2 separate regions of the Homo sapiens genome follow, and region 1 is linked to region 2. A link is a loop called in an ENCODE intact Hi-C map of the cell type or tissue named here. Cell type or tissue: heart right ventricle. All regions are shown on one strand. Each heading gives the region's core, and the rest is flanking DNA. Links, peaks and the distances in the headings are about the cores only. Region 1 has its middle 450 kb from the start of SQOR. Region 2 has its middle 360 kb from the start of SQOR.

Region 1 (15,519 bases), core at 4,030-12,029, 96 kb before region 2:
AGTAAATTAAATGCGATTTAGTTCTAAGAGGATTTTTCATAGAACTAAACATGCTACTTATAAAATTCACATAAACAAATTAAAATAGCGTGTTCACTTTTAAAAAATAAGGAAGGCATTTGCCATACCTCATAGAAGATTTAAAATAAAGCCAGAGTAATTTAACTGGTATGGTCTGAGTATAGACTGTGTATGCTGCAGTAGAAGGGGCTTGGAAGTGGTGATAACCAGACCGATAGCACCAAACATAAAGCACAAAAAAGGCTTAAATGTATGGTATCTACAGAGATGGAAACACTAATTAATGGAGGAGAACTACTCAGTAAATCTCAGATCCTTACCTCCCATCATAAAAACAATTATTGAGATGGACTGAATAGTTTTTTTTTTTTCAAAGAATTTTCCAGGAGGCCTAAGTCTGAAAAAAATTAAAAACAAAGAAAACATAGGCAAATATCTTGATTAACACACACTAGGAAAGGGCTTCCTAGATAAACCAAACAAAGTTAATTAAGGAAATGTGTTTAAACTATTTGCTTTTTATGTAATACGTGCAATTACTGTGAAATGTAAAATATACAAGCCACAGATCAAGGGAAACATAATTGGAACAAGAACACTAAAGGATCAAATTCGTGTAATTAAAGAATTCCTAGAAACTGATAAGAAAAGGCAACCAGTAGAAAACTGGGCAGAAATGACAAGAAAAATTAATAAGAAAACATCAAAATGGCCAGTGGGCATAAAAGACCTTCAATCCAAGTATTGATCGAAGTAATACAAAATAAATTTACCTTGGGATATAGAGAGACATCAGATTGACAAAACTGAGAGTTGTAATTTTCAGATTTGTTACCAAACTACTAATAGGACTATAAATTGGCACAGCCTTTTAGGACATATTGCCAAATTGCTTTCTCAAAATTTGCTTCTGGATCATGGAATACATGTATTTTTGCTTCTAGAAACACTTTCCAGAGAATCTTATGGGTGTCTGTACAAGAATATATATGACATTTATCACAGTAAAATGTACAATAGTGAAAAATAGGAATCCACCTGGATGTCAATTTTAAAAAATTGATAAATTGGGCTATAATCAATTTCTCAGTAGATATGTTTGTGTGACACACCTATGTGTATATTTACATACATATTTATATACACACAAATATACATATGATAGGTATATAAACATGGATAAGGTAGCTCTTTAAAAACTAAATGGGAGAAAGTAGGCAGGAGGAAGTAAGTGCCAGAAGATACACAGTATGAGAACATTGATGTATTTTTACAAAAGCCAAGTATACTGTTTAGTCCATATTTTTATAGATTTACTATATAGATAATCATAAATATAGGATTCTTCTCTGCAAAAAAAAAAAAAACAAAAAATCACTGTGACCAAGAAAACCATCTGGAAAACCATAGAGAAAATGTGTTTAAACTATTTTCAACAAGCTTATGCAAAGATTTGCTTCCATGAGATATGTTTCCATGTAAAAATACCAAGACTTCCCACACCAAGCTACAAGTACTTATTTATATACCCCAGAAAGTTGTAATTCTAGAACTGATGGTCACCAAAGAAAGCTGCTTGGCTTCGGGCCCTGACAAATTGCAAAAACATCAAGAGAAAACCACTACATATAGGGTTCTAGGTGTCAGAATTTGAGAAAGTATAAGAGAGGAATGGAAAGCAACTTCTTTCCTTTCTATGAAACTTCAGAGCTGAAAAAGTATTGACAATGAAACGTATGGATTCCCAAGCACAGGCTGACAGTTTTCATTTCTCATAGAGCACTTCATGTGAAGTAACCTGACAGCATTTGCAAGATGGTTTCTGAGCTGATCCGACCAGCATTTTTGTACTCACTCCTTCGACCATTAATGGAGAAAGAGAAATTGTCTTGGAAAAAGTTGTAGAACTAGGGTGCAGTCAAGCCAGAACTAAAGTTAATTTCACTAAAATTAGAGATAGTACCCCACCATACCATATCTAGAAAGAAAATCCCTTCCTCTTCAACACTTCCCTTTACCATGCGACCCCTGCCATTAACTTCTCAAAAGTAAATGCTGGCACAAAAAGTACAGTTTCCTGACTGCAACCTGGCAGGAAGTCCTTCCTTGAAGCAGGGAGAAGGAGGGAGTTTTCCCATGTCTACCAATCACAATAGATAATGCAAACAGCCTTTGGCTGTCAGCTCCTTCAAAGTCTGCCTTGGCTGCAAAGAGCTGCCTTGCCCGCAAAGAGCTGCCTTGCCCAAGGTCATTCTCTTCCCCAGAGAGCTCACACCTGGAAATTCAGTAAAGAAATATAAAAGAGGCAATTCCTTCCTGACTTATGCAACTCTGATGTGCAGTCGTTGCACCAGAGCTCTCTGCAAGGTTAGCTAAAGCTCTGTTGGGCCTGCCTCTCATTTTTATTTCTTCCTCTGCCCAATCATGCCTCCTTCACTTTTCTTTCACAGGTATTGATTCCTAATAAATATAACATACCCCAAACTTCATCTCAGTGTTTCCTTTCAGAAAACCAAAACTAAGAGAGTTGGTATTGAGAACAGTCAGAGAGTGGGTGATAAGATGGGGCTTTGGAGCTAAAGCACTGCTGGCTGCCTGGCTCACAATGAGGACCCCATCACTGGCAGTAGATGGAACACAAAGACAGCCTCTAGAACAAGATGGCAGTCAGTTGTCAAAGCTGACAGCATAGCCCAAGGATATACTTGGTTGAAGAGGGAAGAAAGAGACTATGCCACAAAGGACCTGCAAAGTATAGCCAGAATGCATGGGCAGAAATCAAGGGCATACACATGAGGCTGAATTATAACAGTGCTGGTTTAAGGGGGCCAGAATACCCCCAAGTCAATAAACTCTTCACTCCATCTCCAGGGAGTTAAAATTGGGTAAGAAATATATTGACATGGGAGAGATACACAGTTTAACATCTTAGCAAGAATTCCAGGAAATAGTATGAACTTGTTACTACCATGACTCCTAGAAATACAGAGAAAAAATGGCCTATGCTGGAGAAGCAAAATCCTAGCTTTTACATGGAAGATGGTTGAAGAATGGATTAAAATACTTAGGAAAGGCAGCATGGTAGAATGGCTATACTATATTCACTTGAAGACCTGCCAGGTGATATACTCCAGAAGAAAGCTCATGGCAGACACCATTTACTAATACCAGAAAAAAAAAATGCTATTGAGAAGGGCACCAGCCTCATTAAGATGTGAAACAGCAGCTTTACACTATACATCAGGCATGATGTTTGGAAATGTTGTTACGGAACTTGGCTTAGTTATGGTAAAGGGGATAAGACCCCAAAACATAGAAGCCAAGCCAAAAGGCCACAATTATCATGGTGAGTGGAAAGACTGGAGTGGCAATCAAAGGGACCTAACTCACAAAAAACTGTGTTGATGGTTGATGGAACATAGCAACCACCCTAGGAGCAAAACAGGCGGGCAGCCAACAAGGATACTACTCAACTTGTACCAACAAAGGAAATAAATGATGGATGTCAAGGAGTCTGAGGGAGGGCACCCCATTAAAAAGTCATAATTCATTATGCAATTTCTAGATGTGAACCAGTTTTCAGACCCAGTCTGTATTATGAAGATTCCTACAAAGTCTTAGGTACTATACATGGTAATATTTGATTATTTTCCCCAAAGGGTCTTTTGGCCATTTACTCAAGGAAACTAAACATTGAGGAAAAAGAGAATTCCCAAACATTTTAAGGATTGTTTGAAAATGGGTATGAATTGACAATGAAACCTGGAAGCCCAAAGCAGTATGATGGCCCTCTGTTAGAGTTGAAGCACATAAGGGCCAGATAATAAATGGCTAATGTCCACTTTACAATGGGTCAGCTTGATCTGCAGACCTATATGGTGATCATCTCCATACTTCCAGGATACATAATTGAACTTAGCATGTTTGACAATTGGTGAAACTTCTATATTAGGGTTGCTGCTTTCCCCTGTGAAATCTTTAATCCTACAGGCTACGTGGAAGCTTCTAAAACTGCCCCACCAATAGCCAAAGGGGTAAATCAAACACAATATTTCGTCTTCAGGAAGGGGACAGTGCAAAGTTGCTGCAGGGAAAGGTTCTGATGCCCAAAGTGCTAACACTTTCATGCAAAACATAGCAAGTATCTCATTGAATGGTAAGCTATAGTTGGCTCAAGGGCACTTTGGCCTACTTGTATCCAGGAATTAGAAAGTAAGAAAAAAGTCACAATCTTGGTAGAGGAACTTGACCCTGATCATGAGGAGGAGTTAGGACTGCTTTTACACAGGTGGCCGACTTGGGTACTTCTTGGAACTGAGTTGCCCAATTATCACTATAAATGGAAAAATTCCTACAACCCTAGCCAGAGAAGGGCATGGTAATCATGGCCTCAGTCACTCCAGGGGAAAGTCTCTGAAGAGTTTAATAGTTACCCCAGACTTAAATTGTTGCTTGATATGGTTTCCATACATTCTAGAACCTAGAACATAATATTGTATTGACTTCTTTTTGCTGAATTTTAGATTGGTTCCTGGCTATCATTATTTTCCATGACTTAATGGTTAAAGTATAAACATGGATTTATTTGAAAAATTATGACTTTCCACAACACCGCACCTCATACGTAAAAGCAGCCAGTAGGATTTTTTATTTATTTTTGAGACGGAGTTTCGCTGTTGTTGCCCAGGCTGGAGTGCAATGGCTCAATGTCGGCTCAAGGCAACTTCCGCCTCCCGGGAGCGATTCTCCTGCCTCAGCCTCCCGAGTAGCTGGGATTATAGGCATGCGCCACCACGCCCGGCTAATTTTTTGTGTTTTTAGTAGAGACAGGGTTTCTCCATGTTGGTCAGGCTGGTCTCGAACCCCCGACCTCAGGTGATTTCTCCCCCACCCCCCCGCCGCCTCAGCCTCCCAAAGTGCTGGGATTATAGGCATGAGCCACCGCGCCCGGTCACCTGTAGGATTTTGTTATTCAGAAATACAGTCCCTCTTAAGTAGGGTGAACCACAAAAGTGAGCCTACGTTCTCGCTTATTTCTGTCTCCTCTCTTTGAAGGTCACTATAGATGCAACTGGCAACTGGGACCATGACATCTGTATAAACACTGACCAGCAATTTATCTTTCTAGGATCAGAATGGGGAGGCAGCGCAGCTTGAGGAAGAAGGGCCAGGAGATAAACAACACACATTCAACTGAGGCCCCCTAGTGGCTGAGGAAATGTTAATCAAATACTTTTCCAGACTAATTTCTACCAATTTCGATAGAAGTTTGGTGGAAACGCTGCTATCTCCACCCCATATTTCGTTCCATGGATCCTTACCATTTGCTTTCATTCCCGTTTCTACCCTTCCAACGCAGATCTGCACATTCCTGGGGCATCCTAAACATGTCTGAAGACCTACTGAATATTGAGTCTAAGATCATCTCCCCTTGGTACTGGAAGTAATACAAATAGTGTTATCTCTACATTTATTTCCCCAGGCTCTTTCTATAGGTTTAATAGACAAGGATGATATACACATTTCATACTATTTGAAAATCACTTCCTGACTACACTTTTACATACTTGAAAATGGATTCTCAACTTCTTTTGCGTGATTTCTATCTAACTTTGTCATTTGGGCTTCAATACACTCCATACATTCACTAGGGTATTATAACACAGTAATTTTATCTTTAGTGTACTGTTGTGGACTTTAATAGCTAGATTTCTAGTTCAAACAAGGATTCAATAGAACCTGTGCTTCAACCTGAATGGAGTTTGACTGAACAACCCTAATTTGCCATGAGGAAAAAATATTGAGTGCTATAGCTTCAAATGGTAACATATTCAGAAGATGAGATTTCTTGTGCAAATGATTTGTCTCCAAAAGTTTACCAACTTCTGCTTAAGAGCAAATTTCAAGGGATAAAGTAATTTTTAAGGTATTGATCTTTAAGAAACATTTCCTGTATTTTAAACCAAGCAAATATATAACCTAAACATCTAAAGATGTATGTTCTATGAATACTAAGTTACAGCATGATTAAAGACACATTCATTGTCAGTGATTTCTATATTTTGCAATAGCAGAGGGAGCCATAAAAGGGGAATGGAGCAATACAGCCTATATTCTAATACTTGTCAGACTTCTGCCAGGCAGTGATCAACAGTAAGGATTCCATGACAATGTTACCATGACAATCCTAGGAACAGACAGAATGGAAATGAAAGAGACTCTAGACACTGATAACAGGACATCTACTACTCCCCCAAGTCCTGCCTGATCAGTAAACCAGTAACCTCATGTTACCAAATTTTTAGCTTAGTGGTTAGTACAGGTGAACATTAGTGAGTTATGATCATTCTAAGTATTCTTCAACCAACTAAGAACAACACTACAATACGTCAAAGTTACATGTGTTTTCTAGATCAAGCTAAAATGTAAAGATGATGTAGGTTCTCTGAGAATTCACATTTTACTCTTACTGTAAATGACTATCCTGTAAGTGTTTAATGCCCTTTCCCTACCATTCTAAGAAAATAACTGAATCCTTATTAGCATATGTAGGTGAATGGTTAATAGTACATAAAAAAGAACTTACTTTATTCACAATTTGTTAATGAATCCAAATCATTTTGAGCATCAATGCCTCAATCAGTGTCTTTCAAAATCCATCTCAAAACTTCCCAACCCACCATAGCCCCTGGGGATTTATGCCCTCCCTAAACCATCACTTATGTGTCATGACAGGGTACACATTACAACTAAAGCTCCTTGTGGATCCCGGCATCTAAACTGCAAAGAACATCAAATGTCTAAGTGAAATTTGTCACTTGATATTTTTGGACCCACATCATCACACAGTGTTAAACCTGAGTGGATCTGAGGTCATCTAGTTTACTTACCCTCTTCACATAAAGCTTCTTTACATGTAAAGTAAGTGACTTTCCTGGGGTCAAAAGATCATTGCACAGCAAATGTATGCTAGAAATATAGACTCTTGGCCCTGAATAGATGGCAAATACTTCATTGTTTCTGGATCAGATCTTATGGAAGCAGCCCTCTGTGTTACCTGATGATTTTTGCAATCCATGACTATGTCAACATGCTACGGAGATGAGAAACAAATTTGCTTTGATTTTATACACTGTTTGTGGCACAGAGATTGGTCACCTGCTTTTCCCAGCCCAGTTTGCAATGCCAGATTTATGGCATTTTTAAATTCTGCCTGCTAATTCCTTGCTACTCTGCTTTTCCAAATCAAATTCAGTCAGACTTATCTAGCTCTGTCTGAATGTGTCCCTTGATTGAGTGATGTTAGTTCAAGAAAAAACACTCAAATCAATTTAATGCAAATTCCCATTCACAGCCTGGTTGACCCATCAGGATACTGACAATAATAGATTGGGGTACTTAATTCCTAAGGCATGTGACTCATCGAAGGCTTAGTAATCAATTTCCATTGCTGCGACTGCATAATTCATCTTTGGTGCTCTTAAGCTCTGGAATACCAAGTGTCTGTTCATTTTTTTTAAGGCCTACACATTCCTTCCGAATAGCAAAGCCCTTTTCGTGTCTCTGCAATCATTTCCTTATCTAAATTTCCATATGCCACCCTGGCAAGGTGTCCCACCTGTGAAGGCTTTAGATCAATAAAAATAATTGGCATGTTTTCCCTCCAGTTGCAGATGCCTGAAATAGATTACATGCTGCTCTAGCAGACAATAGGAAGATGAAATGGAGGCTGGTCACTGCCTCTATCCACATTAGCTATTAACTCTCTACAGGACAGCCAGTAGGGATTCTTATAGTTTGAACCCTGTTTCCCAAGATCCCCAATCTGTTTTATTCTCTAAGCATTAAAGTGAATGGGAAGCATATACAAATAGGCAACAAGCAGATGTCCTTTCCATTTCAAGAAAGGCATGCTGTGTTCCATCCAGACTGTACCTGCATTTGTCATTTTTTGTGTCTCTTTTCCTGTGACAAAAGCCTTATGTTGAGATCAGATTATGCCCTGGGAATTTTCTTTGGCAACTAGGTAAGGTTTTGTCTCAATTCTTAACTCTACAGGCAAGAAAATTGTTAAGTCAAATAAATCTGTAGAATAGAAGCCATTGTTTTACTAACTTTTGTCTACAGGAGCCAAGTGTTTACCCATAACTTTGATTTTCCTGAGGCAGGAAACTAAATTAGTCATGTTTCCTCTATGTACTTGTATTCCCCAGATACCGAAGACTATATGCACCACCAAGTCATTCATGAGAGCTGCAGTAGACATTCCATTCAGGATTATGTTTCTGTCACTTTCTGAGCAAATAACAAAAGTATTAAAGGAGCTAATCATGCCTCTGAAAACATAGTATTTCCCTTGGCCTTATCTCTTCTGATATAAATCTGTGTCCTCTCATTTTATAGAATTAAAAATCATTTATAAGAAAATAATGCCTAAAAAGAATTAGAAAAAGATAAGGATGTTAGTGAATGTGTAAGCTTACGCTCTATTCTGAGTAAGTCGCAAGAATGTGAGAAGTTGGAAAAAAGTACTTGTAGAAGTATAAGGAATGAGAGTACTTCTCAAAGTTGGGTGGATGCCATTAGCAGGAAATGTTCTTGCAGTAGTAACCCAGCAGTAATAAATATATATATATTTATGGTTATATAATAATTTATATATTTACATATATTTTATATATGTTGTATGTTTATATATAAATATATAACTTGTTTATATTTACACACATATGTATATAAATATATTACACATTATATGTATCTATGTAGTATATACATTTGCTTTATAACACATATGTATATATGTAATTTATATACACATATATACACATATATACATGTGTGTAAATATAAATATATACACATTTATATATTTATATATACACATATTTACATGCATCTATATGTAAATATATTTTATGTGTTAAATCATATATATAACATTCTAAAATTTAGCTAGAAACAAACTCCTTCCTCATAAAGCTTACAATATAATAAGTATTCAATGATAAAGCAGTCTCCTATACATATACATTTGTATATCCTATATAGACATTATTAATTACATTAAAATGTTTTCACTTGCCTTTTTGGTTGTTTGGAATTGAGTATGATAGACCCTTTTTTCCATTTTTACAGAAAAATAACAGTGCATTCATTTTAATACTACATATGGAATACATTGTACACTCGTGCTTTAAGACATCACAAGTTTGTACATATAAACTTGTGGGATAAACTTGTAAATATGGGGTTGAACCAACATGTTTGTTTGAATATGAGTGTGGTATTGACTGTATACATAGGTTCATTCTTTTGTGCATTAAAACTGATATTCTATTCTGAAGATGTCAGTCTTTAATCTTAGTAAGGAAAAACGAACATAATCAGCTACCCTTTAAAATCATGTAAAAGCCTAAAACTACAAAAGACTCAAATTTATGTTACTAAACAACAGAGACTATATAAGACCCTAAAATTTTCCAGAGGGGAGAAGTAAGTCACAAAAAAAAGAAATGAGAATCAGAATGTCTTTGGAACTCTTAACATCAACACTAGATATATGAAGGCAATAGCAAAATATCGTCAAAATTCTGACCCAAAAAAATGGTGGTCTACCCTCACACTTGATTGGTGGTTTGCATAGGCAGAGGAATCCAGGTTGAAAAAGACATTTTCAGACCTGGAACTAAAATATACCTTTCATGCACTTTGTCTCAGGTACTAATGAAGGATGCATTCCATCAAACCAAGGTTGTAAACAATGATGACAATAACAACAGTAAGATTGTTGTTATTCAGGAAAGAGGAGCTTTCCTGAATGAAAAGAGGAGCTTTTGATTCAGGAAAGAGGAGCTTGAACATTGGAGAGCAGAGAAATGAAGTCTCAGATGAGTAATAAGTCATGCCCAGAGAATAATCAATCCTGACAGTGCTAGAGAATAGAAGGCTGCAAGGGGGAAGTTATCTAGGAAATAAAAAGCACACTAGATCTCAATTTTTGATTTAGAAAAAACAGTTGGTATTTGACAGCTCATTTGAACTTTTTAGAAAATAGATACATGGAAAACTAAATATTGAACAATAAGAGAATCGTAATTATAGTATACTACCTGGCTCAGCAGAGAGGAGTATTTCTGTAGTCATACTGTAAATGCCAACTGAATTTGACAAAAAATGTATGATAATGATCTTGAGAAAGTTACAAGATTGTATAGACTAATGTCAGGGATAGGCAGTTGGACTAATTCATCAACATCCACAATAGGATGTAATATCCTAACTAATAAATCAAGAAATAAAACACATATTATTTACCCACACGGAGGTGAATTTCAGATGCAATGCCAAGAGTTGGAAGTGGTTCCCTCTAGGGTGCACTAATAAAGTGGGAGAGACCAGGTAGAGAAAAAGATCATTGTTTTTTTTCTTGAATCTTTTAGCACTACTTGACTTTTTAACTCCACAAATGTATTACTTAGATTAATGCTGTATTAATTTAATTTCAGACATTTTGATTGAAAGGATCCCCCAAGTACTGAGTAGGAAGAACAAAATTTGACTTATACCTAAACACAACGAAAACTTTATCTTATTTGGATATCTAAATTATACCAACTTTCAGGAAGAAATTTCTTTATAAGTAATAATCCTACTTGGTGTCAGATTTTTAGCAACAATGTTTGTCCATTGTGTCTTGTCTTGTTGCTGTCTTTCCATTCAGTGCACTGAAGTTCTGAGTGAAATTTTTGGACTGATGATACCTTCACATGTGAGTGACAGTTTGGCTGTGTGTGTGTGTGTGTGTGTGTGTATGTGTATGTGTGTATATCCCTTCAAACATTTATTGAGTTACAAACAATCCAATTAAACTCTAAGTTATTCTAAAATGTTCAATTCAGTTATTATTGACTATAGTCACCCTATTGTGCTATGAAACAGTAGTTCTTATTCATTCTTTCTATTTTTTGTGCCCATTTATATTCCTACCTTCCCCCCACCCCACCCTCCGCTACCCTTCCCAGCCTTATGGTAATTATCCTTCTACTCTCTATGTAGTCTGGCTGTGTACAGATTTAAAAGTTAAGGTACTAATAAGAAGCAGGCACACTCAATGAGATATTTTATGAACAATCCCCGTTATTGTACTTTCCTCAAAATATGAATGGGATATAAGGGGGAAAATGCACGGGGTGGGGCATGCAGTATTCTCTGGATTTAAACAACAGGGGGAAACATTCCACCCCCAGGCACAAAGCATCATAGAAGAAGAAGATCGTTATGAGTACCCAGAAAAGTTAGGCAGAAGAAAATTAATAGGCTATATTAGACCTTAACACTTGGAAAATTCTCCTTTGAAGCAACAATGTTTCAATAATCTAAGATTGTCTGCTTCTGTAAGAATCCATTCATATTAATTGGTTTTAAAAGAACATTTGCATAATATGATAAATGTCATTCATTATCTATGGGTTGAATCTATAAACCAAAGCATGGAAGACTTAGTTATAATTTATTTTTAAATCAAGTTTTGACATTTACAATCTTTTCTGTAACTATAATTAACAGATTTGGTAGAAGAGGTAAGAGGTTGGGTAAATTTAGTAAATTCTTCATTTTTTCCAGCAGAGACAATACATTGTCTAAATACTCTTTTATTTCTTGACTTAGCAGCTTTAAAGTTATGATGCAAACATAAAATCAGTATTACATTATTGCCTCTTGGTAGTAGGACTGGAGCTGGGGAAGTCTTGAAATTCAATTTTCTATCTTTCTGTAGTGTTTGAATAGTAAACCAATGTATACAACACAGTAAAAACAGTGTTGAAAGACCAGTAAGGACAGCATTGCACTTGTCCAGGACAAAGATATAGGAGGCAGAGGAGTACTATAGAGCAAGCCAGGCACAACTTCATCTGATGTCTCCAAGCACTGCTAGGTTTTAAAAGTTTTCTTAGTACCCTGGTCATCAGTGTAAGAAGCGTCAGGGAGCAGGAGTAGAAAGAAGATAAAAATCCTGGATTAATCCTGGTTTAAGCCTGAAATGATCAACTTATTCAATGATTTGAAGTGTTTAGAATATTTTATATTCATACCTAATGGGGACTCAATAAGGTAAGTTCAGTTCTAAACACACACACACACACACACACACATATATGACTGCATGTTTTCAATTTGTTGTGGCCTGTGAAATTCATACCTGTTACACTTAGGAAAGGTGACTAGATATAAGGTACATGAATCAGAATGAAACAAGAACAAAGTGGGCAATGTAGAGAACCAGGAAGAACACAAATGCCTGAGCTTCTCAAGTAAGCAACATAGTATAATAATGCACAGACTAGTGCAACCTGTAAGCATGAGTATATCATCTCTTCTTATCCTATGAGCCCCAACAAGCCTGTGAAGCCACCTTAAGGAGTAGCCTTTCCTTTTTAATGAAGTATATATCAGTTTCTTCATATACATCTTATGAATGCAGACCCTCTGAGAGCCTGAGAAATAAAAATAGTATAGATGCAGGTTTAGACAAAGTTCAGTTGCTGTCTGCTCACATTCAGCCATGGTAGAAAGCACTGGATTCCAGTTCTAAAAACACATGCTGGTAATGGAGAATAAATTGTGGCCTAAGACTGCGAATGCCTGTCAGCTACTATATTCCCTAGAAATGCTTCCTGCTACAAGAAAATCCAATGTGGAGGTGAATTTTAAAATAGAGTTTTATTTTTCTCACACAATAAAAATTCTAGAGCTTAGGTCAACATTGATGTTATGACCCAGGAATTTTACTCATCCATCTTTAAAATGTTGGATTTTGTCCACAAGCTTTTCAGTTTGGTCTCCAAGCATCCCATTTGAGTTCCAGACAGAGGAATGGGGAAGGAGCAAAAGACCTATTGCTCCTAAGGCTTTGCTGAGGATGGCTTCTCCTTCTGAAAGAAAAGACCAGTGTTTCCCTATAAATCATAATTTATCAGCTGGGTAAGAGCCTAACCTCCCCAAAATCATAGATGAACCCCTACCTGCTCCCCAAAAACTAGGAGTTCCTTAGGAGTCAAAAAGACGTTTGTAGGGAAGCAATATATCCTCTATGCTTGTCTTTTCTAACTCAAACCTGATGAACAAATATTTCATATTCTATTAAGGTGACTCAAATTTATATGTAGGATTTTCCCCAGTTTTCTTTTCCAGTTAAGAACCCCAAAACGAATCTCTAATCGTAATTCATCTTATTTATTGAAACAGTGACATTTGAGACAGCCAGTAGTGTGGTTGACAGCTAGCTAAGAGTGATGTGGGTTCCTGGAGTGAGCCGAGAGGGTCTGAGGCAGAAAATTACAGGAAGGGGAGTTAGTGGAATCAATATAGGTAGATGCCAGGGAATCTTCTTTCTGAAAGCGGGTGAACAGCTATTATACCCTATCAATATTGCTTTATATCCCCTGCAGGAAGGAGGGGTAATTGTTACACCATGTAAATTACTGGAAACTAGTATTGCTTTGGCATAGTCACACATTTTTTTTTTTTAAAAAGGCAAATATGGCTATTGGCATAACCTCCTAGTATATCTATAGCTAAACCAATAGCATTTTGCTGACAGTGAATCTCTTTTGAAAATCTAATAGCCACTTGCTATAACTTTATACTCGAAGTCAATGAGTTTCAGGATTTGAATTGTGAGCTTTCAGAAACCCCATATGTAATATTTTTCATTACATTAAGTTGAATGCAGAGAGATATGGGCGAGTTTATAATGCTGTGTAAGTGCAGTCTTGCTTTTTGATGGAGTTTCAACAATAGAACTAGTTTATTACACCCTGGAGCTACATCCCTATTTGATATGGTAGAGTAATGAGATTTTTAATACTTATTAACCTCATGAATTTTGCAAACTGATAAAATTGAAGAAAGGAACAAGTATTGCATCGCTAACACTTTATTCAATGAGTCTGTGTCTAATATGTTAATATTACTGTTATCTCCTTTTGAAAGATAAAATAATTTTGAGCTATTCTTGATTCTTTGACACAAATCCTTCTGACCATAAAGAATCATTATTTGCATTCAACTTGGATACAAGTCTTAAAACAAAACCTTACGTTCTTTAAGCTAAAAAATACACCTTCCTTTTTTTATGACTAACAAATTCTTAGCCGGTGCCAAAATAAATTTTTAAAAAGTATTTTATATAAAATATTTTGCATAAAATATTAACTTGATCTTCTGCTTGCATATCCCAATAAAAACTTTTACAATTAAAGAAACAAGACTTAGACTAGATAACATCCAATGTTTAAGCACTTATGATGTACCAAAGTCATAAGGGACTTACAGAAACAAAATGTTCACAATGATCCTAAGATGCAGATATATTTTGACTCTCAAGCCTCAGTTTCAGTATCTGTAAAATGAAGAGGTAATTTTACAATGTCGTATGGCACCAGATAATAAATGACAGAGCCTTGTTCAAAAGCTCAGCTTTCCTAGACTCAACAATTGCTTTGTGCTGATACTATGGAAACAAGACCTCTCCCTCCATCTGTTAAAGACTTAAAAATGGAACTTTGCTTCTTAGGTTTCAGAGTTAAATCAAGGAAACCAAAAAATCTGTAAGCCACAGGAACCAGTACAAATTAATTTGTCCTGGGATAATCAAGAAAGGAGTCACAGAGTGTACTACACTAAAAGAGCTTTAAAAATGAGTATGAGTACAAGTTAGTCTGTAATATTCTCCATACTACCTGTGCTATTGAAAGTGTGGCTGTAAGAACTGCTTATAATTTTTGTTCCAACAAGTGTGAATTCTCTAGAGCAGCACTATCTAACAGAACTTTCTGCAATAATGGAAGTGCTCTGTATTTGTGCTGTCTAAAATGGTAGCCACTAGCCACATGTGGCTATTAAGTACTAGAAATGTGGCTACTGTGACTGAGGAATTTTTAATTTTACTTAATTTTAATTAATTTAAACATAAGTACCCATATGTGGCTAGTGCTTCCCATGTTGGGAGCACATATCTAGAGTTATTCAAATATGGCCTGTTTCAATGCCTTGACATTAGACTAAAGGTGGGAGAGACAGACGGATACCTAGGTGGAAAGTAATGGGTATGAAGGGAGAGGCTTAAACAAGAAGATATTACATGCTTGCTAATGACTCATAATCATTACCCTGAAGGCAGTAATGGTTAGTGGAGAATATTTAACATTATTCCTTTTGAGATTCCTTTAGAAACTTTGAGTATTTTATGTGTGGATAGACACATGACAGATAGGTATGATAGATAGATAGATAGATAGATAGATAGATAGATAGATAGATAGATAGATAGATACAGAGAACTTAGTTTAAGCAATATGTTATGTTGGGAAGACGTTTTATTTATTCAGCATTTTTATAAGAAGAGAGCATTCCTGTATCTATTCTTGCCAAATATTAAAAAAATTACTGACACTTGTTTAAATAGTACTATTGCAATAGGTGTCCAGACTACCA
Region 2 (15,519 bases), core at 4,759-12,758:
TAAGCATTTTCTCACTCCCCTGTTCACTAAAACATGGGCATGGGACCCACTCCAGTCCAGATTTCCCTGAGAATTTACAGGAGGCTTCCGGGAAAGTTTTCCTTCCTAGTTCAAAATCAAAGAATCTATTGTGGAAAAAAAAAAGTTTTATTTGGCCAAATGTTGTCTACCTGCACTATCTGGAATTGTTAAAGCCATCTTATAGCCATAAAGTGAGAATTAAGCCTAAATGAGATTAAGCCTCAATGCTAACAATTGTCATGGGAAAATATTAAATTTTCTCATGGGCTAAGCCAGGGATCAATAAATGAAAGGTTGGGTGAATGGTTTTAGATAAGTAGTTCACAGATTTAATGTACTTTGTGTGTGAAAGTTCATCACTGAAAAGCCCATGTCCTGAAATCTTTGCATGAGGAAATTCCTAGCTTAGAATCTTGTCTGCCTCCATAGTCCATGAAGCATGAACAAACATTTATAAACAAAATTACACAAAAGCATATAGGTTTTATCAGTGTGCTGTCAATTACATACTGCCAATCAACTTATAATTCAGCACCAATTTTATAGATATGCATTATAGTATCTTTGCTTCTTAATCTGCTGAAAGTATAGTGTATCATAAAGAAAATGAGGATAGGAAGTCAGACCTGAGATTAATTCCTTATTCTCCCATGTTGAACTATCCATTTATTTAATACATATGTATAGAACCCTCATGTGTCAAAGCACACTGTTGGGTACTAAAAATACATGGTAAACAACAATGATATGGTCCACATCCTCCTGAGACTTGCAGTCCCATGAGAAAACTTACAGTCCAGTCAGGCAAGAGAGAAAACTAAAAGGCATCAAAATTGGAAAAGAGAAATGAGCAATTAAAAATTATTTTAATGTTTATCAAGACAAACTAATACACTGGAAAACAAATTATGGGGTTAGAAAGTCATTAAGATTATCAAATACTATTATGAAAAACTATACACTAATGAGCTGGAAAACCTAGAGTAAATGGATACATTCCTGAAGTTCGAGTCAGGAAAAAATAGAAAACCTAAACAGTCCAATAATGAATAATAAGATTGAATCAGTAATAAAAACTTTCTCAAGAAAGAAAAGTCCAGAAACACAAGGCTTCACTGCCAAACGCCACCAAACTCACAAAGAAGAACTAATATCAACTATCCTCAAATTATTTCCAAAAAAATCAGAGAAGGGAATTCTCTTCGACTCATTCTACAAGCCCAGCATTACTCTGATACCAAAACTAGACAATGATGCAACAAAAAAAGATAACTACAGGCCAATACCCCTAATGAACATAGATAAAAAATCCTCAACAAAATACTAGCAAAACCAAATCAAACAGCACATCAAAAAGATGATATATCATGAGCAAGTGAGATTCACCCCAGGGATGCAAGGATGGTTCAAGAGATGCAAATAAACAAACATGACACATCAACAGAATGAAGGACAAAAATCATATAATTATGTCAATAGAAGCAAAAAAAGCATTTGATAAAATTTAACATCCTTTCCTGATAAAAACTCTCAGCAAACTAGGAATAGAAGGAACATACCACAACATAATAAAGATCATATAAGACAAACTCACAGCTAACATCACACTGAGTGGAGAAAAGCTGAAAGCCTTTTCTCTAAGAACTGAAACAAGACAAGGATGTCCACTTTCACTACTCTCATTCAACATAGTACTCAAAGTCCTAGCCAGAGCAATTGGGTAAGAGAAAAAACTAAAAGGCATTCAAACTGGAAAAGAAAAAGTCAAAGTGTGCCTCTTGCAGATGACATATTATATCCAGAAAAACCTAAAGACTACACTAAAAAACCTTAGATTTGAAAAATGCTTCAGTAAATTTACAGAATACAAAAAAATCAACAAATAACAGTAATATTAATATATACCAAAAATGAACTGCCTGGGAAAAAAATTGAGAAAATAATTCCATTTATAATAGCTATCAAATAAAATACCTAGGAGTATATCTAACCAAGAAGATGGAAAACTACTACAAGTTAAACTACAAAACACTGATGAAGGAAATGGATAAGGACACAAGTGCAAAGATACGCCATGCTCATGAATCAAAAGATTATTGTAAATAATGATGAGTTCATGTCCTTTGTGGGGATATGGACGAAGCTGGAAACCATCATTCTCAGCAAACTACCGCAAGGACAAAAAACCAAACACTGCGTGTTCTCACTCATAGGTGGGAATTGAGCAATGAGAACACATGGACACAGGAAGGGGAACATCACACACCGGGGCCTGTTGTGGGGTGGGGGGAGGAGGGAGGGATAGCATTAGGAGATATACCTAATGTTAAATGATGAGTTAATGGGTGCAGCACACCAACATGGCACATGTGTATATATGTAACTAACCTGTACATTGTACACATGTACCCTAAAACTTAAAGTATAATAAAAAAAAAAAAGAATATTGTCAAAATGGTCATACTGCTCAAAGTCATCTACAGATTCAATGCAATCCTTATCAAAATACCAATGTCATTTTTCATAGATACATTAAAAAACAATCCTAAAATTCATATGGAACCAAAAAAGAACTCAACTAGCCAAAGCAATTCTGAACAAAAATAACTGAGCTGGAGGCATATTACCTGACTTTGAAATATATTACAAGGCTATACTAACCAAAATACCATGGTTGGTATAAAAACAGATGGAACAGAATAGAGAACCCCAATCCACATATTTATAGCCAACCAATTTTCAACAAAGGTGCCAAGAACATACGTTGCAGAAAGGACACCCTCTTCAATAAATGGTGCTGGAAAAATTGGATATTCATATGCACAAAATAAAACAAGATTCCTATATCTCACCATATACAAAAATTAACTCAGAATGGATTAAAGGCTTAAATGTAAGACATGAAACTGGAAGACTACTAAAAGTTTACAGAGGAAACACTCCAGGACACTGGTCTAGGAAAAGATTTCATTAAAGAAGACCTCAAAAACACAGGCAACTAAATAAAAAATAGATGAAACTATATCGAACTAAAAATCTTCTGCACACCAAAAAAAATCAACAGAGCGAAGAGACAACCTACATACTGAAAGAAAGTATTTACAAACTATTCATCTGACATGGGACTAATATTCAGAGTATAAAAGAAACTCAATTTAATGGCAAAAAAACAAAATCTCATTAAGAAGTGGGCAAAAACAGAATGGCAAAAATGTCAAGAAACAATAGATGCTGGGGAGGCTGTGAAGAAATAGGAATACTTTTACACTGTTGGTGGGAATTATTTCAACCATTGTGGAAGACAGTGTGGCAATTCCTCAAGGATCTAGAACCAGAAACACCATTTGACTTAGCAATCCCATTACAGGGTATATACCCAAAGGAACACAAATCATTCTACTATAAAGACAGATGCACACACATGTTTATTGCAGGACTATTTACAATAGCAAAGACATGAACATACCCAAATGTCCATCAATGATAGACCAAATGAAGAAAATGTGGTACATATACACCATGGAATACCATGTAGCCATAAAAAGGAATGAGATGATGTTCTTCACAGGGACATGGATAAAGCTGGATGCCATCATCTTCAGCAAACGAACACAGGAACAGAAAACCAAGCACCACATGTTTTCACTCATAAGTGGGAGTTGAGCAATGAGAACAATCAGACACTGGGAGGGGAATGACATACACCAGGGCCAGTCAGGGGACTAGGTGGCAAGGGGAGGGAGAGCATTAGGTCAAATAACTAATGCATGCAGAACTTAAAACCTAGATGACGGGTTGATAGGTGCTGCAAACCACCATGGCACACGTATACCTATGTAGCAAACCTACACATTCTGCACTTGTATCCTGGAACTTAAATAAAACACAAATAAAAAAATTAAATGTGGGGAAAGGAAAAGACACTTCTCAAAAGAAGACATACACATGGCCAACAGGTGTATAAAAAATGCTCACCAGCATTTTTTCACTTATTCAGTAATAAGGAAAATACAAATTAAAACCACAATGGGATATGTTGGACCAGTCAGAATGGCTATTAATAAAAAGATTAAACAAAAAAACAGATGCTATCAAGAATGCAGAGAAAAAGGAACTTTTATACACTTTTGGTGGGAACATAAATTAGTAGAGACACTATGGAAAACAGTATAGAGATTTTTCAAAATACTAAAATTAGAATTACCATGTGATCCAGCAATCCCACTACTGGGTATTTATCCAAAGGAAAAGAAAAATAGAATAACAAATGAATACCTGCACTTCCATGTTTATTGCAGCACCATTCACAATAACCAAGATGTGGAATCAACCTAAGTGTCCATCAACAGATAAAGGGATAAAGAAAATATGGTATATGTACAATGAAATATTATTTGGCCATAAAAAATGAAATTATGTAATTTGCAGCAGCATGGATGGAACTAGACATCATTATGTTAAGTGAAACAAACCAGGCACAGAAAGACAAATATCATATGTTCTTACTCACATGAGAGCCTTAAAAGCTAATCTCATGGAGATAGAGAGTAGAATGATAGATACCAGAGGCTGGAAAGTTTGTGTGTGGAGAGGGATGGGGGATAAAGATAGGTTGGTTAATGGGTACAATCGCACAGTTAGATAGAAGGAATAAGTGCTAATGTTTGACAGGAGAGTAGGGTGACTGTAGTTAACAACAAAGTATTGTGTATCTCAAAACAGACAGGACTTGAAATGTTCCCACCAGATAGAAATGATAAATACTTGAGGTAATGGATACCCCAAATACCCAGACTTGATCATTACACATTCTATGCATGTAACAAAGTATCACATGTACCCCAAAAATATGTATAAATAGTATGTATCAAATAAAAATTAAAAAGGGTCATCCTGGGGAAATGGTATTTAAGTTTGAGACTGTGGGCTAAGTTATTTAAGGTTGTTTGTTACATGTAAATTGGAGAAAACTTACAATGTACACAGGATTAAATAATGGTTCAGCATAAGGCTTTGGGGAGAAATTCATAATTATTGTTTGTTTTGCATGTACTCATACTTAGTCTATTTCAATTCATCCTACCTGGTCCTAATAGCTTTCTTGGATGTCTCTTATTACATTGTATGCTAGGTGTTCCATAAATGTTCATTGAATAGAACTACCTTGCCTTGTTTACTAATCTAATAAATTTAGCTTTGGCTTTCATTTCCATTTGAAATGTAGAGGCTATGTTAAAGGCACAAACAAGAAAAAACTGCCTGTTTTCCCATTGTAGTTCTCCTGTGAGCTCTGAAATTTCATCAACCATTATGCAAGAAATGCTTAACCGTGAAAAATTAATAAGACTTTTATGCAACTCTCATCAAAATAGGGTAAGAGTGGGAAATTTTTCATCAACGTGTTATTGAGAAGCTCACATTTTTATGTACAGAATAAAGAAGGTTACTTTATTAATTGGCTCAATGAAGAATTATTTGCAGTATTCTCAGAGCTATAAGATGTACCCTACATTTAGCCTGGACCAGCTTGTCCTGGCAGGTTAAGACCTTATCTTCTTAGTGAGAGATGACTGTGGTTTATTCAGAAGGCCATGACCCTGATCTGCCAGCTCAAGAGACCAGCAAAGATCCTGCCATAAGCTATAAAGGGCCTTAGATGTCATGTTGAAGACTTTGGGCCTTACCCTGTAGCAGACTAAATTTTTAAGTAAGACAATGAAATGATCACATGTATATGTTTCATTCAGATAATTCTTTTCGCACTGAAATCCTTGTCTCAGGATCATTTTCTGGGGCAACCTTGCCTAAGGCAATATTGTTTTCACAGCCAGTTCCTAGAAGAAGTGATACCAGGAAGCACTGATAGGGGAATTAAGAGGTAAAACTGGGAAGGCATGTCAGTAAAGGATACATTATTGAGAAGGTTATTATTGTAGGCAACTAAAGTTCAAATCCACAGGTGACTTCTGAGAGATCAGGTAAAAAACCCATCTGAGTATTTATTAGCCAGCTGAGACAAGGCAGGTAACCCACCCCACCTTCGACACATGGAAATAAAGGAAAAATCTTGAGTGTCTTCCAGGGAAATTCCAGGCCCCTAGCTAGCCTTTAGAATAAATGAGCAACTAATAAGCAATAAATTATTAATAACTTAAACAATAGCCTTCTAAGCAAGTCAGAGTCACAAGGTGTTTTGGATCCCAATAGAAACTAAAAGACGACATTGTAACATGTGGTTCTGGAGTTGTTTTTAGAAACCTGGGTAGACCTCAGATAAGGGAGAACTGAGGACTGAACTCTTGACTGCTGTTCTGTATTCTAAATTTCTTCCTAAGCGACCTAGAGAGTCACACTGACAGACAAAACCTTGACGTTCCTTTCTGCTGACCCCACGATTTTAGACAAAACACCTTGCTTCCTTAATCCATTGCAAATCTGAAAATCTCTGAATCTGCCTACAACCCATAAGATCCTGCTTCAAAGTATCCTGCCTTTTTGGGCAAAACCAATGTGACTTTGTCTGTAACCTGTCTCCCCACCTTTAAAAACCCATACACATAAGCTATCAGGAGTTCAAGTCTTAAACATTAGCTACCTGATTCTCCTTGCTTGGTGACCTGGCAATAAATGCCTCAATTTCTCTCACTGCAAATATCATTTTCAGTGTTTGGTTTTGCTGCTTTTGGCAAGCAAGTGGACCCAAGTTCAGTTCATAATACAACTTTTTTTTTTTTTTTTTTTGAGAGAGAGTCTCACTCTGTCACCAGGCTGGAGTGCAGTGGCACAATCTCGACTCACTGCAACCTCTGCCTCCCAGGGTCAAGCGATTCTCCTGCCTCAGCCTCCCAAGTAGCTGAGACTACAGCCAATTTTTGTATTTTTAGTAGAGAAGGGGTTTCCCCATGTTGGCCAGGATGGTCTCAATCTCTTCCCCTCATAATACAACTCTTATTGATCAATGGCTGAGGGCTGTTCCTGGGAGTGCTCACCGCCCCCACCCCTCAGCCCTTTCCGTCTGCCCATGGCACAGACTTAGCTGTCTGCAGAGGCTGGAAAAAGCTCTGGGGGAGAGTGTCAGGTGCTTGCTGTAACAAGCCCTTGGCAAGTATAGAAACAGTTTAAGTGTTAAGGGGATATAGCAGGGCCCTGACAGCATCTGCTACACATCTGTAAATAAGTAAGTTATAAGACCGCTGCTCTTGTCAGATGAGAAATAGTGAGTACTTCAGCCATAGCAGTGGCAGTGGGAATGGAAAGAGGAGGAAATGTTTGGAAATGAATTTAAGAAAATCAACAGAACTGGCAACCAAAACAATAATAGTGATGAAGAAAAGAGTCCAAAGGAACTCCCAGGTCTCTAACTTGAGTGTTAGACTGGATACCATGATCTAGTTTAGGAAACAGAGGAGAAGCCCTCATCCTGTTCCCTGAATGTATGTTAAGTTATAGGCACATCATATTTGAGATAGCTGTCTGTATAGCAAGCTGAGTTTCCCAGGAAGTTGATTCTGGGGTGGAGATTAGCATATGGAAGGCTTATTAGAGAGTGCACTTGGAATCAACTCACGGTGAAGGGAAGAGAAAGTAGCATAATTGAGCAGAGGAGGAAGGTGGGCATCGATGCAATCTCAAGGAAGCCTCAGCCAGCCCTATGACAAGTACCAAAAATGGAATTACCCTCAGAGTTGTACCCACTTTTGTGGGGCACTTATACCCCTATATTGAGCATTCATTGGAAGGAGGCTGACCCAAAAAAGGGACGTGACATTGAGTGAGATAACTCTTCAGCCAACACAATCCCTAAAGATGGCTGACAGCTGTCAATACTCTCATAGCTGGAGTCATGGGTATTGTATTCCAAAACAGGAATGTGGACAACGCATGGCAGCATCTGCCACAGGCAGTGTTATCAGATGTGTCCAGTTGGTATTTGATGCATAGATCTAGTGCAAAGAAAAATCAGCTGGCAACACATTTGGAGAGTTCTCAGTTTAAAAGAGTGTCAGTAAGTAACTTGGGCAGATGGTATAGAACAGAGTTCTTTCTGGAACACTCCAAATATGATTACTCTGTGGTAAATAATGGTAACTTTCCTTGCTTAGAAAAAGGGCAAATAATGTCATTATAACACCATATAGTGGGTTATAGATTATCTGTTGACAATAAAACATAGGGAAATGTAATTTAATTGCTTCATTTCAAAGGTGGATAAGTAAAATAGTAGAAATGTTATGAAGAGCATAAACATATATAGTAGGAATAATGTTTTTCTCTTGGTGTGTATATGAGAATCATAACAAAAGAAATTACCCAATTTTTCTGTCAACTTCCTTTTCATATTAGATAAGGTCTATAAAAGTGTGATTAAAGAAAATATGGTTTTTAATACTCATGACAAGTATAGCAATTTGGAACAAAAATGTGAAATGTTTATCTAATAAATGCTATGTTCCACATGATGAAAAACTAAAAGTTAAAAAAAAGGCAAAAATACTAACAAGTATAAATAGTATTTCCCAAGGACAACCTAGCCAAGGGTATAAAAAAAAGAACTGAGATCACTCTAACTAGTAAAACAGTTTCCCCTGGTACTTATCATCCTCTGATCTTCCCAGGGTCATTGACACTTCTTTCTGAAAATCTCTGCAAAGGAAGTATAATACAATGGGCCAAAGTGCTGATTTGGGAGTTAGACTGCCTCCTTTTCCACTTGCTAGACCTGATCAAGCTATGTGCAAGTCTCTCAACTTCTCTGTATCTCAGTTTTCTTATCTATAAAATGAGGTTAATAAAAAAAACACCTGCTTCTCAGTGATACTGCAAAATGCTTACTGGCATATAGTAATCTTTCAAAAAGTTGTTATTATAAGTCATTGCTATTATTTGGCTGGAAAGACCTGTGCAAAGCTACATGGGTGCCTTCCTTTTGCACTCAGAGCTTGTCAGAAAAAACAGTCATTGGCAGACCTCCTACCAGGGAAACAGGGCTAAAGTCCTCAAGATGCCAAAACCACTTCTGTTAATGTCTGATGCTGGTGAACAATTAAATTTCATTGTGCCAAGAAGTAAATATGAATTCCACATCTTAACTTCCCTATGTGGCAATAACCGAAACAGAGACAACCTAATAAAGCACCAGTTTTCCCTTTTCGCTCAACTCAGGCATCATAAATTGTGGTAACTCTGACTAGGAGGCTCCCCTGTGAGAGTCTCCATCTCAAAGGTTCAGTGGGTTTCATACAGTCATCCACATTCAACACCAACTGGCTTGCAGCTGCAAAGCAGCCTTGTGCGTGTGAAATATATCTTACAGCCTTAGTGTGCTAAGTCACAGGTATTTTATTCTGTGAAAGAAGAAATCACAAATGACCAAAGATCTTGATGCTTCCCTTTCAGGAGGTTCTTCCTGACATCAACATCTACTAGTTTTTAAACTAAACTATATGTCAATATGTCCATACCTGCATCTGGAGGAGGGAAGACAGAGATGGTGCCCAGGCATTCCTAAGCAGCACATCCCTGCCTACTACCTTTGGATCCCCTAGAAAGCCCATTGCTTACAGGGATGGTCTTTTCCAACTTACAAAACATACTTTCCACCCTCTTGTATCCACAGAGATTTTCTTTCTCCCAACTTTGTTTCACACTCTCAAATCCAAGTCACAGACACCCTCCACCTACCCTATGACTGAAGAGGAGTTGTTCAATCCTCCCTTCAGTGAGTCTTCCTTAGCGGCCTTCCTCACTTCCTCTGGCAAGTACAGTCCTGGAAGACCTTCCCTCACACAGCTCTCCAAGTATTCCAGAAGTGCCTGAATCAGAAAGTCAGTCCAATATAGGCACATTCTGTTTTCCTGATTCAAAAGAAAAGAATCAGGAAACTGTTATAGGGGGTTAGGGGGACATGAGATTATAAAATAAATGGAAGCAGGAACAGAAATGAACTTGGCAAGATTTCTTCAATGGTGGTGTGAGAAACTCTGCAGAGCTTTTCTCAGAAAAACTATTAATGATGAAAATTATTAAGAAAATTAAAATTTCTAAAAATTTCCAGAATACAGCAAGTGTATGAATGTTTATTCAAGAAAATCCATTAAATCTCTATAAAATGATGACAGTCTGTCACGTTTCAATTATGACAGGCTCCTTTACCCTTCCCCCTGCCCTCAGCTCTGTGCTATGAAAGCTCTACTCTGGATGTACACAGCCAAGAAAAAGATCCCTCTCCCTTCCCCAGCTCCCAGACTTCTTCTACCTAGCCTTCACTTATAGGGTAGAAGTCTACTCTGGGTGTGGCAGGAAGAGAATGCTAGCTCTGATTAGCCTTGCATCAGTGGACCTTTCATACAGGAAGAGGTAAACCAGGAAGACCAGGAGCTACTGCTCTTACCATCGACCTGCTTGCAGAGGAGGGCTATCACTCTTCGAGAAGCAGGCTACAGTCCCTGCCCCCAGAAGTAATGACACAGAATTTCTACCATGGGGGAGAAGCAGGCAACAGCAACAGAGAGCTCAAAAGTTTTCCCTAAGGGAATTGGTTTTAATTTGAACAGAACAGGGAATTTCAAGCAAAGGATAATGTCAAAAAATGGAGATTTGGGACCAGATATGGTGGCTCAGACCTGTAATCCCAGCACTTTGGGAGGCTGAGGCAGGTGGATCAACTGAGGTCACGAGTTCAAGGCCAGCCTGACCAACATGATGAAACCCTGTCTCTACTAAAAATACAAAACTAGCCAGGCATGGTGGTACCTGCCTGTAATCCCAGCTACTCAGGAGGCTGAGGCAGGAGAATCACCTGAACCTGGGAGGCAGAGGTTGCAGTGAGCCGAGATCATGCCATTGCACTCCAGCCTGGGCAATAGCAAAACTCTATCTCAAAAAAAAAATAAAATAAATGATGAGCAATTAATAAGTGATGAGCAATTAATCAACTAGTGAATTGGTGGGTAGCTCTGTGATAGCAACAAGCAAAATCATAGACCAAATCATTTAGCAGAGAGAATCAGATAAAGATACAGCTAAAAAGAGATCTCCTGAGGGGGAAACAAGCCTCAAAGACTACCTCTGCAAAGTGGCCAAGAATTGGCTCAGACTGTGGAACAATTTATGTTTTAGGATATTCTTGAAAACATTAGAGCAATCAGTAACTACTAGACGCTAACAACTGGGTGTGAAACCAATAGAGGCAAACCAGATAAAAGCTTAACAGGGAGATCAGAGAAAGAGACACTCAGAGAGTGGCTAAAACCTATGTCATCCTTGGAGTGGGAGGTAAGGGGGTCAGAGCAACTATGCACATTCCCAAGGTTGTACCTTTTAAGAAGCAACATTGGAGGCTACACAGTTTGGAGGAAATAAACTTCATTAAGATAATCCAGACAAAGTCACTAAAGAAATTAACAAGCAAAAAAGCAAATAACAATTAGCCCCAGAGAAGTAGTAGGAAAATAAGTATCCAGAGTTGCTTTCAATCAAAATATCAAGCTTTCAACCAGAATTTATGAGAAATACAAAGTACGAAGAAAGTGTGACCCACACAAGAAAAAAAGGGCAACAGAAATAGCCTTTGAAAGAGCCCATATGCCAGATTTAGCAAACAAAGACTTAGAGGCAGCTATTATAAATACATTCAAAGAACTAAAGGCCGGGCGCAGTGCCTCAGGCCCATAATCCCAGCACTTTGGGAGGCCGAGAGGGGCGGATCACCGAAGGTCAGGAGTTTTGAGACCAGCCTGGCCAATATACGGAAACCCGTCTCTACTAAAAATACAAAAATTAGCTGAGCATGGTGGTACACACCTGTAATCTCAGCTAATGGAGAGACTGAAGCAGGATAATCACTTGAACCTGGGAGGTGGAGGCTGCAGTGAGCTGAGATCACACCACTGCACTCCAGCCTGGGCAACACAGTGAGACTATGTCTCAAAAAAAAAAAAAAAAACCCAAAACAACAAAACAACAACAACAACAACAACAAACTAAGGAATATAATGCTCCAAGAAGTAAAGGAGTATACAATAATGTCTCATCATAAAGGATATCAAAAGAGATAGAAATTATTTTAAAAGAACCAAATGGACATTGTTTTAGTTGAAACATACAACAACCTAAATACAATAACCTCAAGTATATAGAAATTAACTATATACTTGAGATGTCAGAAAAAACATCAGTGAACTTTAAGTGATGAATTAAGATTATGCACTCTGAAGAACAGGAAAAAAAAGGCAAAAAATGAACAAAGCCTCAGAGAAATGTGGGACACCTCTAAATATACCCACATGAAAGTAGTGGGAACTCCAGGGGGAGAGGACAGACAGAAATGTGCAGAAAAGTATTTTAAGAAATAATAGCTTAAGATTTCCCAAACTTGATTAAACACATTTATCTATACATGCCAGATGCTCAGTGAAATCCAAATTACATAAATGCAAATATAAAATAGATGCATCAGAGTAAAAATGTTAAAATGCCAAAAGAAAATCTTGAGAATGAAAAAGAACTTTTCACATACAAGGGAAACTCAATAAAAAATGTCAACTGACTTATCAGAAAAAAAAAAAAAAAAAAAAAAAGGAGACCAGAAGCAGTGAGATGATATTTTCAAAGTGCTGAAAGAAAAAGGAAATGTCAACCAAGAATTCTCACCACTCTTATTCAATATTTTCCTAAAAGTGCTGGCAAAGACAATATGACAAGAAAAGGAAATAAAAGCTATACACATTGTGAAAGAAGAACTAAAACTATTTGTTCACAGGTGATTTTATTGTCTATGTAAATAATTCCAAAAAAACATTGACAAAACAGCCCCTAGAATAAATGAGTATGTCAAGCTTAAAGGATACAAAGCTTAATACGTAAAAGTCAACTGAATGATCAATTCAAATTTGAAATTAAAAGCATAATGCCATTTAAACTGGAACAAAAATTCAATATTTAGACATAAATCTAAAAATTACATATGAGATCTATGTGAGGAAAACAAAAAAAAATTTTTTTTTTTTTTTTTTGAGACAGAACCTTGCTCTGTCTCCCAGGCTGGAGTGCAGTGGCACAATCTCAGCTCACTGAAAGCTCCACCTCCTGGGTTCACACCATTCTCCTGCCTCAGCCTCCCAAGTAGCTGGGACTACAGGTGCCCGCCACCATGCTTAGCTAATTTTTTGTTTTTGTTTTTGTTTTTTTTTTTTTAGTAGAGACGGGGTTTCACCATGTTAGCCAGGATGGTTTCGATCTCCTGACTTTGTGATCTGCCCAGCTCAAAGTGCTGCCTCCCAAAGTGCTGGGATTACAGGCGTGAGCCACTGCATCCAGCCAAAAAAGCTAAAAGACTTTGATGACAGAAAACAAACATCTGAAATAAATGAAAAGATATTCCATATTCATGGATACAAAGGCTAAATATTCTTAAGATGTCAATTCCTGCCAACTTGATCTGCAGATTTAATACAAACCCAGTCAAAATCCCAGCAAGTTTCCTTGTAGATATGGACAAACTGATTCTAAAGCTTATATAAAGAGGCAAAAATCCAAAATAGCTGATAATAAAGACAAACAAAATCAAATGACTAACACTATCTGACTGCAAGATTTACTATCAAGCTAAAGGAATCAAGATAGTGTGGTATTAGTAAAAGAACAGACAAGTCAATGGAACACAACACAGAGCCCAAGAATAGACCCACACAAATGAGGTCAACTAATATTTGAGAAAAAAAGGAAAGGCAATCCAAAGGAGAAAAGATGCTTTTTAACAAGTGGTGCTGGAACAATGGAATTTTTACAAATAAAATAAATAAGTGAATCTAGATACAAACCTCATACCTTTCACAAAAATTAACTCAAAATGGATGGTAGACCTAAATGCAAAACACAAAACATAAAATTCCTAGAAGATAAAACAAGAGAAAATCTAGATGACCTTCTCCTTGGCAATGAGTTTATAGATACAATACAAAAAACCAATCCATGAAATAAACTATTAAAAATATGAATGTCTGCCGTTTTCTGTAAGATACTGTTAAGAGAATCAGAAGACAAGACCATACTGGGAGAGAATTTTGCAAAACATGTATCTTAAATTGAACTTATATCCAAAATATATAAAGGACTTTTAAAACTCAGTAAGAAATCAACCCTATTAAAAAGTAGACAAAAACTCTGAATACGTATCTCACCAAAAAAGATATAAAGATGGCACAAAGCATGTTTTTAAATGTTCAACATTATATTTAATTAGGGAATTGCAAATTAAAACAATGAGATACCACTACACAACTATTAGAATGACCAAAATCCAAAATACTGACAACACCAAATGCTGGCAACAATGTACAGCAGCCGGAAACTTATTCAATGCTGACGCACCTGCAAAATAGTACAGCCAATGTGAAAAATGGTTTGTCATTTCTTACAAAACTAAACATACTCTTATCTTTCAGCAAACATGTTCCTAAGTATTTACCCAAATGAGTTGAAAACCTCCACACAAAAACCTGCATGCAAATGTTTATAGCAACTTTTCTGATAATTTCCAAAATTTGGAAGCAATCAAGTTATCCTTCCATAGATAAACTGGTATGTTAATGCAATGGAATATTGTTTAGCCATATAGCTCATTTAAAAATAAATGAAAAGACATGTAGGAAGTTAAAATGTACATGGCTAAATGAAAGACGACAATCTGAAAAGACAACACACTGTGTGATTCCAACAATAAAATGTTATGGAAAATGCAAAAAGGTAAAAAGAGTGGTGGTTGCCAGAGCTGGAGAGAGGTCAAGGGAGTAGAGATGATTAGGGGATTTGCACAGATGATTTTTAGGGCAGTGAGACTATTTTATATGTTATGTGTTACCATGATGGTGGATACATGACATCATGCATTTGGCAAAATCTGTAGAACTGAAAACCACAAAAGGTGACCCCGATGAAAACTACAGGCTACTTTTAATTCCAGGGTAAATGTGTAGGATGCATAGGTTTGTTACATACGTGAACATATGCCATGGTGATTTCCTGCACCTATCAACCCATCACCCTAGGTAGTAAGCCCAGCATGCATTAGCTATTTTTCCTGATGCTCTCCCTCCCCCTGGCTGCCCAGTATGACAGGCTCCAGTGTGTGTTGTTCCCCTCCCTGTGTCCATGTGTTCTCGTTGTTTAACCCCCACTTATAAGTGAGAATGTATGCTGTTTGATTTTTTGTTCCTACGTTAGTTTGCTGAGGATAATGGTTTCCAGCTCCATCCATGTCCCTGCGAAGGACATGATTTCATTCCTTTTTATGGCTGCATAGTATTCCAAAGTATATATGTACCACATTTTCTTTATCCAGGCTAACATTAATGGGCATTTGGGTTGATTCCATGTCTTTGCTATTGCGAATAGTGCTGCACTGAACATACGCATGCATGTATCTATATAATAAAATGATTTCTATTCCTTTGGGTATGTATCCAGTAATGGGATTGCTGGGTCAAATGGTATTTCTGG

The links. Peaks named below come from ENCODE experiments on the same cell type or tissue, not always from the same donor. Only the 100,000 strongest peaks of a DNase experiment are listed, where the experiment ranks them.
Region 1: it touches region 2 in a loop (17-fold over the local background); 3 of 110 quality-filtered maps call a loop at or near these places.

The regions. Positions count from the first base shown.
Region 1 is chr15:46,081,750-46,097,268 of GRCh38, reverse strand. No RefSeq gene overlaps it. Among named protein-coding and RNA genes, the nearest start is that of SQOR, 450 kb to the right of the region's middle. RefSeq lists a silencer at 2,064-2,358. In heart right ventricle, for the core only: a CTCF peak has its summit at 5,229 (motif pointing left); no DNase peak of the experiment used is centred there; H3K27ac peaks cover 1,448 bases.
Region 2 is chr15:45,986,884-46,002,402 of GRCh38, reverse strand. No RefSeq gene overlaps it. Among named protein-coding and RNA genes, the nearest start is that of SQOR, 360 kb to the right of the region's middle. In heart right ventricle, for the core only: no CTCF peak of the experiment used is centred there; no DNase peak of the experiment used is centred there; H3K27ac peaks cover 1,444 bases.